2 separate regions of the Mus musculus genome follow, and region 2 is linked to region 1. The links are chromatin loops, found by intact Hi-C in ENCODE. Cell type or tissue: left cerebral cortex. All regions are shown on one strand. Each heading gives the region's core, and the rest is flanking DNA. Links, peaks and the distances in the headings are about the cores only.

Region 1 (9,878 bases), core at 3,273-8,272:
TTAAATAACTGACAATATGCTATAATAAAATACTATATTATGCAACCATTAAAATGAGAGATTTGAGGCTTATTTTGCAGCATAAAATATTTATTATATAATTTTTTCTTAAACAATAAAATGCACCTTTACTATGGTTTAAATTATATAAATATGTCTTTGGGTAAAGTCTGAATAGGAATAAATGAAAATTGCTGTATTTATTAGAATAGTTGGACTTTGTTCAGTTCCTAACTTCTTTTGCATAAAGCCTTTTTCATGCTTTAATGTATAGCTTTAACATAATTTTAAAAGAAAGATTTTGAGTGAGGAAGGTACAGGGAACCAAATCACAAGGCTCCCAGGATGGCTTTGTTTCCGATAATCTTGGCTAATAATTCCTGAGTTGCATGTTCTTTCTGCTTGGAAACCTCAAGATTGAATTGGAGAGTTCAGATATCTGGATGTTTACATTAGTTTGTTTTAATTTTAGCCTTCTAGTTGGCTGACTCCAGTTTGTGAGTTGACCACCCCAATGTGGAACAACTGTTTGTCTAAATTCAAGGTTCTGTAAGGTCATAAATGCAGTTATTTCAGGACCAACTGTGGGTAAGCTCTTAGGCCCAGGACAATCAATTATTATTTGCTCAAAAAAGTATTTTTTTTTTTAGCACTAACAGATCTTGAAAATCTTCATACAAGGAAAGAGACATATTATGGATAGTCTTTTTCATATATAGCAATCTGGCCAAGAGCCACAGGAGAGAACCCTGAACCCTGCAAATGAGGCAACAGTAACATTTACAGGAACAAAATGTACAGTAGGCAGATCCAGACAGTTGGACCCATGAACCATTGACCTTGTCTATTCTCACCCCGGGATTGTTTTCTCTAGCAATGACTATTTGCAGTCTGAAGAGCATCATCCTTGAAGAAATGGACCAGAGGAATCCTTTGTATATCCTCAGGTCTCCATTCTATGCAAATAAAAGGGATCTTTTTTATTGACAAGCAATCATGAAAAGATGTAATGGAAGACTGGGGAACTCTGGGCTTCTTCCTCTGCCACAGATATACATGTGTGATGTGGGGCAAATGCCTGAAGTTCCATGAGTCTCTTGAATTTTGTGTTTTAAGAGCTCCCCCCAAACTCCTGTTCATGGTGGTCCGAAATGGCTCCATGTGCTTGCTATGCTATCCTTGTGACTCATTCTCTGTTACGATTTCCAAAAGTAATAGTGAAGATTCTGCTTTTCATTCGTACAATTAGAGTTATAAAATCAAAGCTCATGACAACTCAGAAATTTCTCTTTATTCAATCATCCTCTCTACACATACATCAGAAATAATAATTAATTGTATTAACTCTGGGGTAGTGGAGAAAACAGAAAGCTTTGTTTACAGCTCTTTGACAAACTTCCTACTCACTAGTTTTTTTGTGGTCATGAGTGGCCAGAACAGTCCACATAGTACCTTTCTGGGGGGGATAGGAACTGGGCCAAAGTTTCTGTTGTTTCTTCCCCTAAAAGTACTAGTATTTAAAACTTAGTCTTGTGTAGAGTCAGACTCCTGTATTCTGGTACATAATCATTGCTCCAGAGTTGTATGGAAGATAGACAGTCCACAGTTCACGGGAAACATATTTTAGAATATAAATAAATTGTATCATTTTCACACACACTTACACACACTTACATACAAACACACTCACATACAAACACACTCATACACATACCATCTCTCTCTCTCTCTCTCTCTCTCTCTCTCTCTCTCACTCACTCATACTCATGCACACATATGAATTCCTTAAATATACTTTCTAGGAAACTTATGCATATTTTATTCCTCCTTGAACCATCTATGGTCTCTCTAAGAATTCTGTAGAGCAGGTAATTCATGTCTTAGAACTCAGGGGAGCACTCTCATGGTTGAGGAGTGCCAGACCAATGAAAAACATTCCAGGTGGCAGCGTTGCTTCATATCTACCCAGAACTATGCTAACCCTCATTCCCAGTTGCTTCTGTGGTCTCCTTGCTGGAAACTTCAACCAGTAGTGTATCCAATCTGTGATGTTTCCCAAAGCCCTACCATAAGTCACAGGGATGGACTGGTGCCACACTCTGTGTAGCCTCTCAGTGACACTAATTCCTATTAATTTTTCTTCCCTCCAGACTGCTGTGGTATTTACTTGATTTCCTATAATTTAGCACTTGATCATCACAATATGAATTACACACACACACACACACACACACACACACACCTTGTGAATATTCTAGGAGGTGTAGTGGTATAGTTTCCAAAGCAGAATTCAGTTTCTTGTTTTTATAGATAGAAAAGTCAGTTCAACCAAGGGTCATTAGTACAAGCAGCTCAAAGGTGGTTTGTTTCTTCATATCAAAATCCACATGTATATACTGCTATGTGGTCTAAAAACATCTCAACATGGTGTGTCTAAAGGTGAACTGCTTCCTCCCCACCTACCCTGACTGACCAGGGCCCGTTGATCTCAGTCTGTCAGCTCAGGAAATAGCAACTTTATTCTTACAAAAGCCCCTGAGGGTGCACTTCTCTTTCTCAAGTCTGTGAGACCTACTTGTAAAAACTACACTTCAGCTTTCAATAACACACAACATGCAACCCTTTCCAGGGACCCAGCACCACCTCCTTCCTGCAGGTTGCAGCAACAGCTTCTAGCCCAGCCGGCTGGGTGTAACCCCTTGTCCTCTGTCTCAGTCACAGCAGGTTCTCAACAGGTTCCTGGAATGACATTTCCCGTAAGTCAGGTCACGGAACTCAGGTCACAGAACTCTGTTCTTCAGAGATCTTTGTTGATTCCCTATTTCAGAGCTGATGTTTTAAGCACCTAAGGCTTCAAAGATAAACCTGTGGTTTGTTACCTTCCCAATGTGGCCTCTCTTTTCCCTCAATACTCTGGCCATGTTAATGTCTGTATGGTTCAGCAAGAATCCTGTTGCTACCCCAGGGTTTGTCTTTGCTTTTCCCTTTGTGTGGAAAGCTTATTCACCCAGGTCAGGTTTTATTGTCACTATTCCTCTCATCTCTGGATTTTGTTCTCATATTAGTAGCAGTCACTCAAATAAGCTACTTATGCAGATAACATTTGTTTTCAGTCATGCCCCATTTCTCTACTTGTCTCTCCAGCTCTGATTACCATCTAACATACAATATAAGTTTGTGTAAACTACTCAGTTTCTGCCTCTCCCATTAGAGTATGAGCCTTGTCTAGGCTCAGGGTAGAAGAACAAGTACTGTCAATGACTTCTAAGTGAATAGTTGAAAGGATGAAGTGACTAGGCAAGGTATGATTGGTAATGGCCAGACCTGTCATCTTTACTCTAGCAAGAACTCATACAGAGTTTGTTTTGCTTTTGTTTTATTAGATTAATTTATTCTCTCATATATTATATCCTGACTGCATTTCACCTCCCTCTTCTCCTCACAGACCTTCCCTCCCAGCTCTCCTCTCCTCATCTACTTCTCTGTTTCCTTGCAGAAAAGGGCAGGCTTCCCAGAGATATCAAGCAAACATGGCATATCAAGTTGCAATAAGACGAGGCACATTCTCTTATATTAAGGCTGGATGAGGTAACCTAGTAGGAGGACAAAGGTCCCAAAATCAGGCATGAGAGTCAGAGACAGCCCCTGCTCACTTTGTGAGAAGTCCTACAAAACACCAAGCTATACAACTATAGCATATATGAAGAAGGCCTAGGTTAGGCTCATACAGACTCCCAGATTAATGGTTCAGTCCCTATGAACCCCTATGAGTCCAGGTTTGTTGATTCTAGGGATTTTCTTATGGTGTCCTTGAGCCTTTTGGCTCCTACAATCCTTCCTCCCCTTCTTTCACAGGATTCTCCAAGCTCTGCCTGTTTGGCTGTGGTTCTCAGCATCTGTTTCCATCAGTCTTTCTGGGTCTGGGTTACCTCACTCAGGATTATTTTGTTTTCTAGCTCCATCTATTTGTCTGCAAATTTCATGATGTCATTGATTTTAACAACTGGATAACACTCCATTATGTAAATGTACCACATTTTCTTTATCCATTCCTAGGTTGAGGAACATCTAGGTTCTTTCTAGTTTCTGCCTATTATGAACAAAGCACTAAGAACATAATTAAGCCTTTGTGGTAGGATGGAGTGCCTTTTAGGTATATGCCCAGGAGTTATATAGCTGTATCCTGAGGTAGATTAATCCCCAAATTTCTGAGAAACTATCATATTGATATCCAAAGTGGCTGTACAAATTTGCACTCCCACCAGCAATGGAGGAATATTTCCCTTGCTCCACATTCCCACCTTCATGAGTTGTCACTTATGCCTTTGATGTTAGCCATTTGGACAAGTGTAGGGTAGAGTCTCAGAGTCATTTTGGTTTGCATTTCTTTGATGACTAAAGATGTTCAACATTTCTTCAAGTGCTTCTCTGTCATTTGAGATTCTTCTGTTGAGAAATCTGTTTAGATATGTACCCCATTTTTTAATTGGATTATTTAATTTGTTGATGTCTAGTTTTTTGAGTTCTTTATATATTTTGGAAATTAGCCCTCTGTCATATTTAGAGTTGGTAGAGAGCATTTCCCATCTTATAGGCTGCTATTTTGTCCTATTGATAGTATCTTTTTGCCTAGACATATCAAAGCTATACTTGTTTTTTTTTTTTTTTCCTTGTTGTGGTGGTGGTTTGTTGACGGGTGTGTAATACCCCAGCATCTTCATTGGCAGAACCAAATGAATGAGAGTTTGGGATTCTAATGTTGATGGTGACTCCTTTTGTGCATATCCAATTGTTGTCTTACATAGTTGATTTATATACTGTTTTAGGAAGCTTTAGATTTTTCTACCAAGCTCTGAAAGTGATACTCCCCGTTTTTTATATTTCTTCTGGGACCCTTCCTCTCTCACTTTTTCCCTCCCTTCTTGTCATACACTTTTATCTGCACACTATTCCTGCCAAGCTTTCAAAGTACCTTCCCCCGTTGAATTATCTGTGTTTTCTCTGGCATTCTAAAAAAAGACAAAATTTTAGAAGAATCTTCTTGTTAAATTTTAAGCTGAGAAGATTTTCCTGCATAGCCCCAGCAAATGTTTCCTTGTTGGCTGGAGCTGCAGAACATTATTTTGGGCTAAACTTGACTCCAGTGCTATGGGATAAAAATAATGATGTAAAGTTTAACAGTAATCGTGTTACTGCCTAGATTGCAGGCTGATTGTGTAAATATATCTGTCTGCTTATATAAGATTCTGGGCACACCATCAGGACTTAAATATTTGTGCTATTCATGTACCTGTTGGGTTAGATCTTCACCCATTCAGTAGATACTTAGACACTCATGATGTAACAGATCATTTTGTATACACAGCAATCAGCACTCAGAGCCATAGGTTTCAGTTCCTGCTGTCACGGAGTTTGTGTTCCGGTGATGGAGGCTGACTGTGAGCAAACAGAAAAGAGAAGATGTGAGAGCTCATGTGGAGATCAGTGTTGGGGAGAAAACTGTATCGAGTCACAGAGAGCAGGGTGTTGAGAAAGGAAGAGACGTGAAACTTCACTGAGTATTAAAAGAGTTTACTGTGAACTGGAAGATGGACCTGTGGAGATGCTGGGGGAAGCAGTGGGGCTATCTGGGAAAATTCCATACAGATGGAGAGAGTAGCACGGGCATCTTTAACTAGGGGCTTGGTTGATGATTTGACTCAGGAAAAATCCAGAAAGATGAATTTTAGGATGAAATAAAATAAGATGGATATTATATACAAGGTCACGGAGGTCATGGATGAAATGGACTTGAGGACTGTTAAGGGAACTTGGTAAAGTGGCCAACCACTGGGCTCCTAAAAGACTGTACAAACTGACATTTTACTGAAATACTTTTTAATGCTGTATTGAAAAAATGCAGACCAGGAGGGAAAAGAGGCAGGGAAGTCACTTAATTAGTTACTAAACAAAACAATTGTAACAACCCCAGGAAGGAATAATGTAGCTTCCTTGAAGGTAATAGCAATAGAGGTGATGAGAAGGATTCTGAATATGTGTAGAGATAGATAGAGCAGTGTTAGAAGTGATGCCTGCACTCTAGCTTTGGTTAGAAGTGATTAGCAATTCTTGGATGATTGTGTCATTTCAGGAGCTATCACTCATGAGAGGCCATCTGATGATCTAAGTGGGAGCTAAGAGGATCTGCAGGAGACAAGTGGGGAGGGGCAGACTGGCAAGCTCAGGGACAGTTCACTCAGGCCACATGTGCAACAGTGGGTGCAGGTAAGTGGTTGGGAATGTTTTTCTGATACATTCTGGTGTCTTCTTTGAGAAGAGACCAAGGTCATTTGTCAAAGACAAGTGGGGAGGAAAAAATGGAAATCACAAAAGACAACAAAGAATGAAATGGCTACCTAGGAAAGAAGAGGGAAAAAGAAAAAAAAAAAAACTTTGGCAGAAAATTGTGTTGAGAACCAAGAGCTTAGTTATGGTCATGAATATATTTAGCAAAATTTGATACTTTTCCCCAGAAACATTTAAATGCTTGCATGGACTTCTGCTGGGTGATTATGGTGGAGAGAAAAGAGCACAGAGACTATTGCAGGGGGCTGATGATAATTGTTCATCATGGAATTTAAGCCCATGCTAAGAAAATAATTCCACAAAACAGTAAAAGATATTGAAGTTCATGGGCTCAATAGACTTTCAAGGGTAGTTTGGCAAGTTTTGAGGGAAGGATTGGTGAAGCTGTGGCGATTGAGAATGTCTTGGAAAGACAGAAGAGTACTGTTGGATTACAGAATGTTTTACATTTACACCAAGGAAGAGATGTAGCTATTGACCTTGGGGTCCCGGGAGGACTGGCATATTGAGAAGAGCAAATGGATATGGAAAACACTGTTCCCTGCATGCTGAAATCAAGAAGAATTGTGACAGGTTGTATTGGAGAGGACACCACAAAAGGGCTGGGGAAATGGCCAGTCAGTAAAGTGTCTTCCTTACAAGCATGGGGACCGGAGTTTGATCCCTAGCAACTGTGTATGGAGCTGTGTGTAGTGGCATACACCTACAATCCCAATGCTGAAGAGGTAGAGACAGGAGAATCCTTAGAGATCACTGGTCAAACAGTTGAGACAAATTAGTTTTTAAAATATAGTGGCTTGTAACTGATGAAAACACTTGATGTTGGCCTCTAGTTTCCACAGGCAAGTCTACACACAAACGAAGGAGCAGGAGCTTTAAAAGGGCTAAAAATCAAGCAACAAGGAACCTTAATTCATCATTTTGATCTTTGTAGAGGACAGTATGAGAGGACATGATTTAATGGGATGAACTTCAAAGTTTAGAATAGGAAGGAAAGAGTCAGCAGAATAAGGGTTAAAGGTGTGGAAGTGACAATAGAACCACTATCTATAGACAGTGTCACCTGGGGTATGGGCATCTCAAATTTTCCAGAATTTTCTGAGTTAATCTACCACAGGGTAGGCTGTCTTTCCAGAAAAAGCCAGTATCAATCAAAAACAAACAAACAAACAAACAAACAAACATTAAAGAAAGTTTGGGTAAATTGGGTTCTTAGTTGATGATTCTATCAAGGGTCTAAGAATCTTTATTTAAATCATAGCGTTCAACATGCCACAGATATATGTAAGCCTTTAATAGTAGAGGATTCCAGATTGTCAAATTTCCTGGTCATTATTTTGACAGTTCTGGGTCCTTACTGTATGAAGAAAACTCTAAACATGACACTTGCCTCTGTATACAGCAGTGGGAACTTCTTTGGCTTTTCAATCTAGAGGCATGATCAGACTTTCCCCCAGAGTATCAAAACACCAGGAACTGCATTCTCCCCCTGGACTGGAGCCTCAAACTAAGATGGAAAACAATCAACTTTCAATTTTCTGTGCTTGTTTGCTTTCTGCCCAGAACACACAGCAGAGGCAGTTGAGCAAACCTTTGGGTTGTTTTCAAGGACGTCTTTCCATTTCACCTTCACAGGGTTTGGGAGCCAGTTGCTCCTGGGGACCTGGCGCTTGGTTTTTTATTATTTAAATGTGGGTGTCTTTACAACAAAATAATCTCAAATGTTCAACCTAAGCCCCCAACCCACACTATTTACTAAATGAAGCCAAGCATCATAAAAGCCTGAATGGTGTGGATTTATCGTTTAACTGTTGTTTTGAGATCACAACAAATCATTAAAATCATTAGCTGTTCTAGCTAAATTAGAGCTCAGCCCTCGTATGGTGCCTGGCCTGTGTGACTTTCCCCACACTACCCCCACCTCTGCTCAGGCTCCTCAGTCTTTGCCTGTGTAAGATTAACTGGCTTAATACACCCAAGTCACAGTGCTAAGCATCTTTGTTTTCTCTCTTCAGTGTTTGTTCTCCCCTCTACCCCAGGGCTATTTGCCTAAGATATGTGGGCAGCAGACAGATAAGCTAAGAGGTTTGGGTCAGTGCTGACTCTGGGAGCCTGCACTGCAAATTCCACAAGTCCAGGGAGTTTGGGGTTTCCCAATGCTCCTGTGTAAGCAGAAACTCTTTGCAGTACATCCAGCAAAGGTAAGAGTGTGTGTCAGCAGACATCTCTCTGAATGAAGCCCAGTAGAGTTTGGATGCATTGTGTATCTCTCTAGTCATCTCCTGAGCCTGTTCAGCCCAATAAACTGGAGGTAAGGAAGCATGTCTTCCCTGTTTGGCCTGATAGTGTGGAGAAATGAAGGAACAACATGCACTTTATGTATCCGGAGACACAGATAAGGCCTCTCATACCCATGTATCAAGGAAAACTTCATGTCCATTTTTCTGAAAATAGGATAGCACAAGACTTGAACTTGGAGGGGATTACTTATTTATCTCTAGATAGAAAAAAAAGACAGATGTATATATAGTACAGAGCCAAGATCTGGTTCCGTGGGTTCAGTGCTCAGGAAAGTTGCTGAGTTGTGAAGGTGCTATGAAGACTGGTTCACCTTGTGTGGAAGAGATGATGCAGGCTAACTTCACTCCCACAGATGGACTCCCACATTTCGTTCAGAGTTTTAGACACCAGAATATGGCCAATTAATATTCATCGTACTAAAGACTATATATAGAGATATCCTCTTGAGGTCTATGCTTAAAACCACTTCAGAAAGGTAATTTCTATCTGGTTAACAGTTTGACCCTGGTAGTTGACACCATAGGCCCCTTGCAAAGCTATCTGGTGAAAATGTGCCCAATTCAATAGTTGGAATTCAGATGCCAGACTTAAACCTCAGTGTGTGATTTATTCTCTGTCATGGCAATAGGTTGTGAATTATTTGTACTGGGAAAGTGTTTTGCCATTCTGGCTATCTGGATGGACCTTGGATTTCAGGCCTAGTCACACTCAGAGAGAACTATTCAAGCTGTGGTTCATAAGAACAGAGAAGCAGAAAAGCTGACTGAAAAAAAAAAAGAAAAGAAAAGAAAAGAAAATAGAAAAGAAAAGCTAAGCTCAAACCTGGCCAAATGGGTTGCTAAGAAACTCAAGAGTCACTTCCATGTGTGAGCTGTCTCCCCACTTTTCCATTCTGTTCACAGAACTGGTAGGTGGGCTTACTGAAGCTCTCTTATGTTTTAATTACATTCTGATTGCAAGTACATGCGTGTGAAAGTCCATTTATCTCCAAATAGGAGAACATAGTCTAAGCTCTATCTTTGTTACTAGAAAATTAGTCTTTCATTAGAGCTATCTCAAGGGCCAGATGACGGACAGTGGATTATAAAGTAGATGACCTTTTAAAGAGAAAGTCAGGAAGGGAGTTCTGGGCTCTGGATAGAAGGCTTATATTCCTTCTCCACACATCCACATTGGATGTGGATACAGGAGAGAAAGTCTCCTCACATTACAGTGCTTTGTGCTCACTAGTA
Region 2 (9,878 bases), core at 2,133-7,132, 200 kb before region 1:
GCTCTTCTTTCTCTCCTTTCACTCCTCCCCCACCACAACTTGATGAAATAATGGGACACATTTAAAACCCAAGCCTGCAATTCAAATTCTGAAGCAATGTGATTTTGTTCCACTCCAAGTCAACCAAAGGGTGTCTTGGGAGTAGAAATCAAGGGGCCAAACAAAAGCCAGCCAGAGAGGGAAGATTTGAATGCAAATGAACCTCTTCAACCTATTTCAAACAACCTGCTGTGAACCGGGCCCATTATCACCTTGTTAGGTTGTCAGCTGGAGTGGCCTGGTGGGGCTGTAATGGGGAGAAAGTGGCTGGGACCCTTTTCCAGCCCCAGTTTAGAGGCATTTATTCCTCCCTATCTACTTCTAGGGCCCATGGGAGAAGAGTAAGAGTCGCTCAAAAGAAAAGGAAGGTGGGAGGAGCAACCGAATTAAACTTCTGAAATTAGGGAAAGAAGAGAGTTCCCAGCACAGCCTTCTGACTAAAGCAGTGCCGACTTTAAATTATGCAGGGTCTGGCAATGGATTTGGGGAGCACACCCATGTGCTTGCATCTCCTGCTTCGGGATATAGTTATTTGAAATTAGTAAAAGCATAAAGCATATGGAGGACTGCATGAGAGAATCTTCACCCTCATGAAACAAACTTGGAAATGACTCTAAAAATGTACTCTTGCTGGGCTGGGTGACAGCTTGGGGGGTAAGGCACTTTCTGCACAGGTGTGAGGATTTTAGTTGGGATCCTCAGAACCCACAGAAAGCCAACATCTGTAACCCTAATCCTCCAGAAGCAAGATGGGAAAAGGAGACAGGAGAACCCACAGAAGCTTCTGGGCCAGCTGGCCTGGGTTACCCAGCAATGCACAGTAAGAGATCCAGCTGCAAAAAAACTGTGAAAGGGGAGTGCAGATACTCAGAGTTGCCCTCTGACCTTTATAAAAAGCCCTGTGACATGCCTATGCCTGAAAACACCTGTGTACACCCACTCACACGCACACATACACAAGCTTAAAAGAAAGGAAGAAAAATAATGTATTGTTTGAGAATTTGGACAAAGAGAAGCTTCTAGAATATGCTTGATTTCTTTCCTCTGTAGTCTTTGTTGAGAGCTGAGTTAGTGATGCTCACCTTAATCCCTAACATGCAGGGTGCAGAGAGGTTGTACTGGCAACAATATTTATTCTTAGATCGTAATGATTTCAGAATCCCTATCCTTAGGCAGTATTTGTTTTTCTATCCTAAACATGAGATAAATATTATGTACTTTTCTGTAAGTACATGGAGGGGCCTTATTGTCTTTAATTAGAGATGTCAGTAAGATGGCATTGGGTAAAGGGCTGTCACACGGTGGGGTGAAAACATTGGCAGGATCGGGCTTAATGAGGTTGGACTAACTTAGGGTCAGTGACCTTACTGACTTAGAGTCTGCATGGATAAACAATACATCGGAAAAAACCCCAGAAAACAACAGGAACCATGTGAGTTAGTTCAGAGGCTGGGAAAGACAGCTCCCAGCTCACCGTGAGGCACCCTGCCAATTCCGAGCCACACTTCTTTGAAAGCATTTCAGAATTATCTTGTCACCATCCCTGCACAGGTTTAAGTTGTTTTGTTCCTGTTAAGATGATAGATTCATAATCTGTTAAGGTTGCTGGAATGTTTCTGAGCTCTAGGTCTGCTAAAATGCCAAGAAGAGAGAAATAATCCAAGGGTATTTGTGCCCTTATTTTGGACTGGAAGTGAGACTGAGATTTACAATAATAATTGATTTATTTTTCTGTTGGGATGAACACGCATGGGATAAATAACCACATTATACTTAATTTTATAACAGTGCAAAGTGAGTGCAAAAGTGTGTAGATATTTAAGTGGGTAATGAAAGTGCTAATCAAGATGGTCTTTGTATTTCTTTCCCAGACAGCTCTTTCACTGTGCTTTTTGTTGGCAGGACCCCCCACTCCCCTACCCAGTGGTAATTCCACACCCTGCTTTTCTTAAGGAATATGGAAATTTCCCAGGGACAGCTGTGTTTCCTGGCTAGCAAAGAAACTTGCAAGGTTAATGAACATTGACAAAGACCGAGGAGAGAAGACATTCTGCACTCATCATGAGGGCTGTAGTCTCCCCTCAGAGGTGATGATGGTGAGGAAGATGCCTGGTGATCCAGGAGCAGATGAGGGTTGTAGCTTTCCCTGCTTCAAATGCTTATTAAAATTCATTTCCATTCAAATAGCCAAACTGCGACTCTCATCATCAAACAAGCATACTCTGTACATATTTAACAGGCAGGAGACCTGTGCGGAGTTCATGTCTTTTTGAAGTGAAGGCTTGTTCTCTAATGAGGGTCCACATTTATGTCTGTATGGAAATTTCTACCCGCTCTCCATCCCCCCTCCACTCACTACTGCCCCAGTTCTGGGATCTTTGATGGGCAGCCTGGATGCTTGTTATAATGATAATTCATATGGAGCAGAATGCAATCTCCTCCTCTAGTCCAGCTCATTATAAAGGTGAAGCCCTCAGGAGGGCAGGCTGAGAATGAACAGTCTTACAATGGTTTTATTGTTTGCTTGGTTGGTTGGTTTTTCCTCTAAGAGAGGCAGAGACAGAGGCAGGATGCAATTGGCTTCCTAGCTTCTCTAGGTTTTGGTGTTGAAATCGGCCTCTAGTCTCAGATCTGGTGACTGTCCTTTGGGATACTGGGGCCCTACTGTTGTCACTAAGGAGCCAGGTAAAAAGTGATTGAGATGTACTTCCATGATCTCTACTTTAGAATTTTTGCAGTGGCATTGAAGACCCATAACAGGAAAGCTGTTGTCTTATTGTCAAAAGAATGGAATCCATCTCTGACAGGAGACCTGACATTCAAAATTAATACAGCTGAGTTAGCCAATCACCTAGCCAAGGAACTAAGGTAAACTAACCTCAGGAGGTGAGTTTCCCTTATGCCACGTTATAGAGATGGGTAGAATAATTTTCCCTTTAGTGAGATGATGTATTTTTGCTTCCAGACTCTCCCCACCTGGTACAGTCCCTGTGTGCCACTGTGAGGGTTTGCTAGGTCTGCTCACCTTTCTGAGTCCTAACCCAGAGAAACATACATTTCCCCTTTTCTTCTCCTTTGTCTTTTATTTTATTTTTTAATGCTGATCTAACTATGGTTTCTCTGGTACTTTGGGATTTATCATTCTCTTTCGAAGTTCCCCTCTTTACCATGTGGCTTTTGATCAAAAATATAACTGACCTCCGTGTCTAACTCAAACAACATGGCTCTTTCTTCCTCATAATCTCCCACCTGTGGATTTACAAGTTTCTCTTTAAATCTCACCCTCTTCGTTTCTGTGAGTTTTCAACAAAAGCCACTGGTTTGGGGGCAGCTTTGGTGGCCTTTGAGCCATCAGGGACACTAACACCACAAGCATAGGAAGGCTCCATCACCCTCAAAGAGGCCCCAATATTCCTGTATCAGCTATATTGACCCAAGTTGTGGTATGTCATGGAGAGGCTACTGGCAAAGATTACTTTATGATTATTAAACACAGAGGAATGATTTTCTCAGATGATTTGGAAATCTCAGAGATCGTGACCAAAACCAATACCAGCAAAGTTTCCCAGGTCACCAGGGAGAATGCTGTTAGATTTGGAGTGAGGGTCCATCTTCTGGTATGATTTGCTTAGTAAATTGTGGTAGATTACAGATGACTTTCTTGCTTTCTCACTTACATGCTTGCTTTTCTCACAATTGCCTTTAGTTAAAAAAAAAAGAAAGAAAAAGAAAAGCTTTCATATCTAAAATAATCTTAGTCTTATGAGGTGAAAAAAAAACCTTTCCCTATTTTTTTTTTTTTTCATTTGTGAAGAGTCCCAATGGGGGAGAGTGGTAAAGGAAATTGGTTTTACAAAACATATGCTGAACAAAATATAAAATAAGTGAGATTCTGGGTTAAGCAAAGAAAGTATTTCTTGCTCAGGGTCTGAATCTCACGGTTTCTTTCTTTTGCTGAAACATATTGTGTCTCCTAATTTTAGAAATGTGGTTATTTGTAGGAAGTTCATTTTGATGAAACTGTTCCTGTATTTTTCCACCAGGAAATTGGAAAAGTTCAGGTTTTCTAATCCCCTCTGATTGGAGAAAGAAGCAGCTCATGGCATCCTTCAATGGTTGCCATGAGCACACTCTGACTCTCAGGAGCCCAGAGAACCAGCCTGCCAGCATAACTTAGACACCAAGTGATCTGACAGCACCCACTTCTGTATTGTTCTGGCCACATTGTTTTTCACTTAGGGGATGCCACTCACAGCTTGCTGAGCAATAAGAATGAAGTCATAGGGATGTAGAATTATTAGTGCAGTTCTTTTAGTCTCATCAATATCTAGGTTGCAAACACCCCCTTCTTATCTATAACAGGAGCCAACCAAGGCCCTGTGAAGGATTCCGGGAGAGGCGATAGGGATGAAACCATTTATTAGATTTATGAGAGCTGAAGGAAGGCATTGTGACTATCCATCTTCTGTGCTTTATTGAGAAAAGGCTCAGTGACTCAGCCTATCAGGACGTATCTCTGGAGCAGAACTGAAGCCTTAAAGTAAGCAGAGAATGAGTGAATGCACCTTAGGAGAGGAATGATGGCAGGAGTCGGAAGTGTACAAGACATCCAGATACACAGAGCACCGATCTGTGACCTTGTGCAGAAGCTCTCCTCTCAGGAGGCTGTAGCTCAGTGGATCTCTCTCCATCAGAACCCGGGACTCCACACAAGGAGGAAGAGCAGCAGACTGATGACGTGGGTCATGTGGGGTGCAGTGGGGCCACAAATTATACAAAGAAGAAATCAAAGTTGCTTAATTGAGAAAGGGCACCAGGCAGCTAGCTCTGTGCCTTTGCTGTAAGGAAACTCCCATACAAGCAAAGCTATTTGGAAGAAATCCTGTACTGTGCTAAGTATCCAGAGAACCTGAGTTAGAGGATCAACCTGAAGACACTTGCATCAGAGCTGTGGCCACAGGGCTCCTGAATGCTCACCAAGGGTTTCATTTTCATGGATTAGATGCTGATTTCTGACTTTTAAAATCTATCTATCTATCTATCTATCTATCTATCTATCTATCCATCTATCTATCTATCTATCATCTATCTTGGCTTGCACTCTACCAAATCAGAAAGGTTCTTACACCACACTTTTTAGCTTACAAGCTACATGATCTGGGAAGATCTAATCTGTCTTCTTTGTGGCTTAGTTTGCCAGTAAAATGGGAATCATAATAGCCTCTAGTACATAAATGAACCTTCATAACGGCTAAAGCAGCAAGATTGGTGCTCAATAATAAATGTTGGGTTTAATATTACCTAGAGAAGCAGGTGATAGCTGCTTGGGCCATCCTAGAAGTGAGCTATTTTAAGGCAGGAAGAGGGATTGTGGATCAGGCATTCCTTCTGTGACAGTTATGGAGAACTAAGGCTAAATTTTAAATTTCATTGAAAAAATAATCTAATAGTTAAAAACATTGCAGTGTGTGCGTTCAATGTTATGCTGTAGACTGCATTCAAGAAATGGAAATAAATAAACCTTCCCAACTTCCTTTGCTTAGGGCATAAGTGTTCATTTATTTAACAAATGTGCATTGACTGTCTGGCAATGCCTAATTAAGCAGGAGATGCAGCAGGTGCTTAGGTTTACATGGTGGAGCCAGCACTTTGAATGGATATTGTTCTAGGCTTTTATGACAACAAGAATTACTGACTGCTGAGTGATTGACTTCCCTTCAGATCACAGTGATCACCTTCCTTCCTTCAACAACCATGGTGATCAACTTCCCAGACAGAAGATGGCTAAGGTCCACATTTTATTGGCAGATATCAGGAGACAAAAATCTTAAGTGGGAAGTATGTACATTACTGTTTTCCAACTGTCCTTCATATTCTTTAAGCTTTCCAATTTTATATCAAAACACTAATTTTCTCTTTATCCATATCTGCACCAACAGCTTTCTCTCTGTCAATGTAAATTTCCTTAGGATTTATTTTGTTTATTTACTTAGTGATTCTGTACTTAGTTCTTTCATATCCTACAGCCTATACTTTATCTCCTTGTTGGCCTGCTTTGCACATTGAAGCTCCTGCCCCTCTATTTTCATGTTTAGTATTTAGGATGCCCTTTCTGGGCAATAGCTTCACAGTATTCAAGATGGTTTATGTAAAGGAAATGAACTCAGCTATAAAAAAGAACACAGGATGCTGGCCTGAGCTCTTTGGTATCTTCAAGAAAACAAGGTAGAATAGAATGTTGATAGCTTTATCACTCTGCTCTTAAAACACAAAATTACTGATTTAAATACAATGCAATTATTAGAAAATCTGGTGACACCATGATTTTTAAAAGTATTTGTTTAGTGGACAAACACATTTGTCTTTGGTTTACTTAATGCCTTCAAGTTCCTGGGGTGATATCAATTTTCAGAGGGTTCTGAAATCCCGACAGTGGGAACAAGCCAGATGCCTAACCCCAAAATAAAGATGAATATATGTGAATGTCACATAGAATTTAGCATTTTTGTGTTGCCTTATGGGGAGTTCTCTGAAGTGGAAGAGAAGGAGGGAGGGGGAAGGAAAGGGGGAAGGAAAGGAGGGAGGAAAGGATGGGGAGAGAAAGAGAGGGAGAGAAAGAGAGAGAAAAGAGGAGAAAGGGAGAGAGAGATGGGGAGGGAGGAAAGAGGAGAGAGAAAGAGAGAGACAGAGACACAGAGAGAGACAGAGAGAGAGACAGAGAGAGAATGCGCGTGCGTTCACACACACACACACACACACACATACACACACACACACAAAACAACCCCACGCGTGCCCTGTCCATGGTCCTGAAAGCCACATCTTGCCCCTCAGATAGGGGAGAATCAGAAAGGACTGTTTTAAGCACAGAATTCTGAATTAACACCACTTCCCAGGGACAGTGTGCTTCCCTTATAACTATTTTCCACAGTGTGACTTACTAATAGCTGCTTTTTAATTATTTTCTCTCTCGATTGATTATGGGTCATTGCTAGAAAGTATCAGTGGTTTTAAGGGGAGGAAAATTGCACTTATTAAACACAGAGGATTGAATTGTAGCTACAATTTGCCATTTTCTGTTTTAAAACCTTATTTTTATAATTTTATAATTTAACCATAAAAGTTATACTGTTGGGTAACACTTTGAAAAATAACAATGCTCTAACTAATTAGGGGAAACCTATAACCTACAAGTTTTGCTCATGGAAAAGAAAGTGAACGCTGAGTGTTAGGATACTAAGTGATCACCACTCACTGAGTGATATTTTGCTTGAAAATTGATAACCAAATACAGACTTAAAGACTGCAAATCCTGGCACTGCTCAGCACTAGCCAATGAGGTTTTGAGGAAAGCATTGGCAATGTTGCCGAGAGATGGTGGAGGTGTTGGAGCTCATGAGCCAGCTGCCATACCTAGGGGTTTCAGCTGGCAAGAGCACCCGACACTTCTGAAAGAATTAGGAGAGGTGCTTTGGAATGCACACAGCCACTTGAGCTTTCAGAGAGCAGGCACACACGTTTCTACACATAATGGGATTAACACTAGAAGAAAAGAAAGGTCAAAACGTAAGATTTCTGGTTTTGTGCTACAAAGTGGTTCATATATCTCTAGCTCTGCAGAAATATAAAGAAAAAGCATAATGAATTTATTTTTCCTGGCATAGTAAAAGATGTCTAGAATTTTTAGTGTGAAGAATATTTTAAACTTCCGATGTCTATAAAGATTAAAATGTTTATTCTAAAAGATAAATGACTGGCATTTGGCCACCTTTTTGACTTTCTCTCATAGCCCTGTCTACCCAGATAAAAGAATATAGAAGTGTCAGTCCTCTGAGAATGCTTCTCTGTTCTCCTGCGTTAATCCTAAGTGATGCATACCGGGCATTACACAGCTCTCTCCTGCAAAGGCATTGCCATTGTTGATGACACCATTTTCCTTATTTACTGTTGTCGTTACACTAGATAAGGTGCTTATCAGTTGATTATAACCACCAGAGTTGCCTGGGCGATGCTTCTCCCTCTTCTTACTCCTCCTTCCAGCCCATTACTTCACATTGTTTCTTGGTCCCTGTCTTGTGTGAAAGTTAAATATGAGAAGGCAGAAGGCCACTGTGTAATGTTCCACCATTGCATCTTTACCTCTTGTGTTAGAGAGTTCTAGAAAGATAGTCAATATTTTCTGTAATGTCAGGGACAGACATCAATCTGGGATTCCTCATGTGGAGATGAGAATAATTAAGTTCATAAGAGGCTGTAATAAGGGGAAACTGCACAGTTTTCACAATGATCAGCACAATGGTTGGCTTTTGTCATGTGCTCTAAAAACAACCTTTAGGGATGAGGAGGTAGCTCAGGAGTTAAGAGCACTGGCTTCATTTTCAGATGACTAGGGTTTGATTCATTAACACCCACAGAGGCTCACAACCATCTGTAACTCCAGTTCCAGGGGATCTGATGCCCTCTTATGACCAGACATACATGTAGTTAACAGGTATACATGTAGGTAAATTACCCACCATAAGTATAATTTTAAAACATTACAACTTTATCTTTGTTTGTTTGCTTGGTTTTGTTTATTGACATAGGGATTCTCTGTTTAGCTCTGGCTGTCCTGGAACTCCCTCTGTCGACCACTCTGGCCTTGAACTCAGAGATTCATCTACCTCTGCCTCCCAAGTACTGGAAAAAAAGGCATGCACCACTACCACTTGGCTATTTTTTTTTTTTTTACTTTTTAAAACGTATTCTTTGAGAATTTCATACAAACATACAACGAAATATGATCATATCTAGTCCCCATTTTCCTTCTCCAACTCCCAACAGATCTTCTCCAGCACACATTCTCCTCCCATTTTAATTTCCTTCTTTCCTCTCTGCCATTTTTTTTTTTGAAATAATACACTAAGTGCTGGCCTTTTACTCATGGGTGTGGGGCAGCCCATCCACTGTAGCATGGGTAACTTGTCACTAGCCACACTCAAAGAATTCTCTCTCCTTCAACAGCAAGCTGCTTTACTTCAAATTTCTGTTCTTGTGCTTTTAGGGTATGGGAGATGGGCACTGGGACCTAATGCCTAGCTCAGGTTAAATATGTGTTCTATGGAGTAACAATGCAAGGCTTTCATTCTTGTTCACCTGGAGAACTTGGAGAGTCTCAAATAGGTCTTTGAATAGACATAAGAGAGAAAACACTGCTTGACAGTCTCCCACTTGAGGTAGTAAAGTTTCTTCTATCTTCCAGACCCAGGGGCTTATTCACAGGCTCCAGGTCACCTCATCATGAAATTCCTGTGTGCATTTCCTCTTAAGTAGTAATTGTGGGTTGTTTTCTGTCAACTTGACTCAAACCTAGATATATCTGGGAAGAGGAAATATTAATTGGGAAAATGCTTGCATAAAATTGGCATGTAGGCAGATCTGTAGGGTATTTTTTTTATTAATTAGTGATTGATGTTGAAGGGCTAAGCCATTCCTAGGCAGGTGGTCCTGGGCTGTATAATAAATCAAGCTGAGCAAGCCATAAAGAACAAACCAGTAATCAGTCCTTTTTAAATCTCTGCCTCCTGTTCCTGCTTGAGTTCCTGCCTTAGCTTCTCTTAATGGACTATGACACAGAATATGTAAATCAAATAAACTCTTTCTTCCTCGAATTGCTTTTGTTATGGTGTATTATCACAGAAACTGAAACCTTAAACTAAGACAGTGGCTTTTTGCTACTCAGTCAGCCTAGGTGAGTACCTTTAATGCATGCTCAGTCATCTCCAGTAGGTACACCTAATACATTCAGTAAGCCCTGTTGGGTGTGGCTACTATGTACTTGTGCTTAGTCAGCCCCAGGC

What was found. Hi-C counts contacts between places; a loop is a spot of excess contacts. Peaks named below come from ENCODE experiments on the same cell type or tissue, not always from the same donor. Only the 100,000 strongest peaks of a DNase experiment are listed, where the experiment ranks them.
Region 2: a loop joins it to region 1, with 2.8 times the contacts of the local background. A loop is called at or near these places in 2 of 42 quality-filtered maps.

What each region holds. Positions count from the first base shown.
Region 1 is chr1:193,926,142-193,936,019 of GRCm38, forward strand. No RefSeq gene overlaps it. Among named protein-coding and RNA genes, the nearest start is that of Gm31870, 280 kb to the left of the region's middle. In left cerebral cortex, for the core only: no CTCF peak of the experiment used is centred there; a DNase peak (open chromatin) is centred at 5,207; H3K27ac peaks cover 509 bases.
Region 2 is chr1:193,732,179-193,742,056 of GRCm38, forward strand. The region is part of intron 3 of Gm31870 (a long non-coding RNA gene); the gene reads left to right. Among named protein-coding and RNA genes, the nearest start is that of Gm31870, 82 kb to the left of the region's middle. In left cerebral cortex, for the core only: no CTCF peak of the experiment used is centred there; DNase peaks (open chromatin) are centred at 4,107, 4,138 and 4,500; H3K27ac peaks cover 1,405 bases.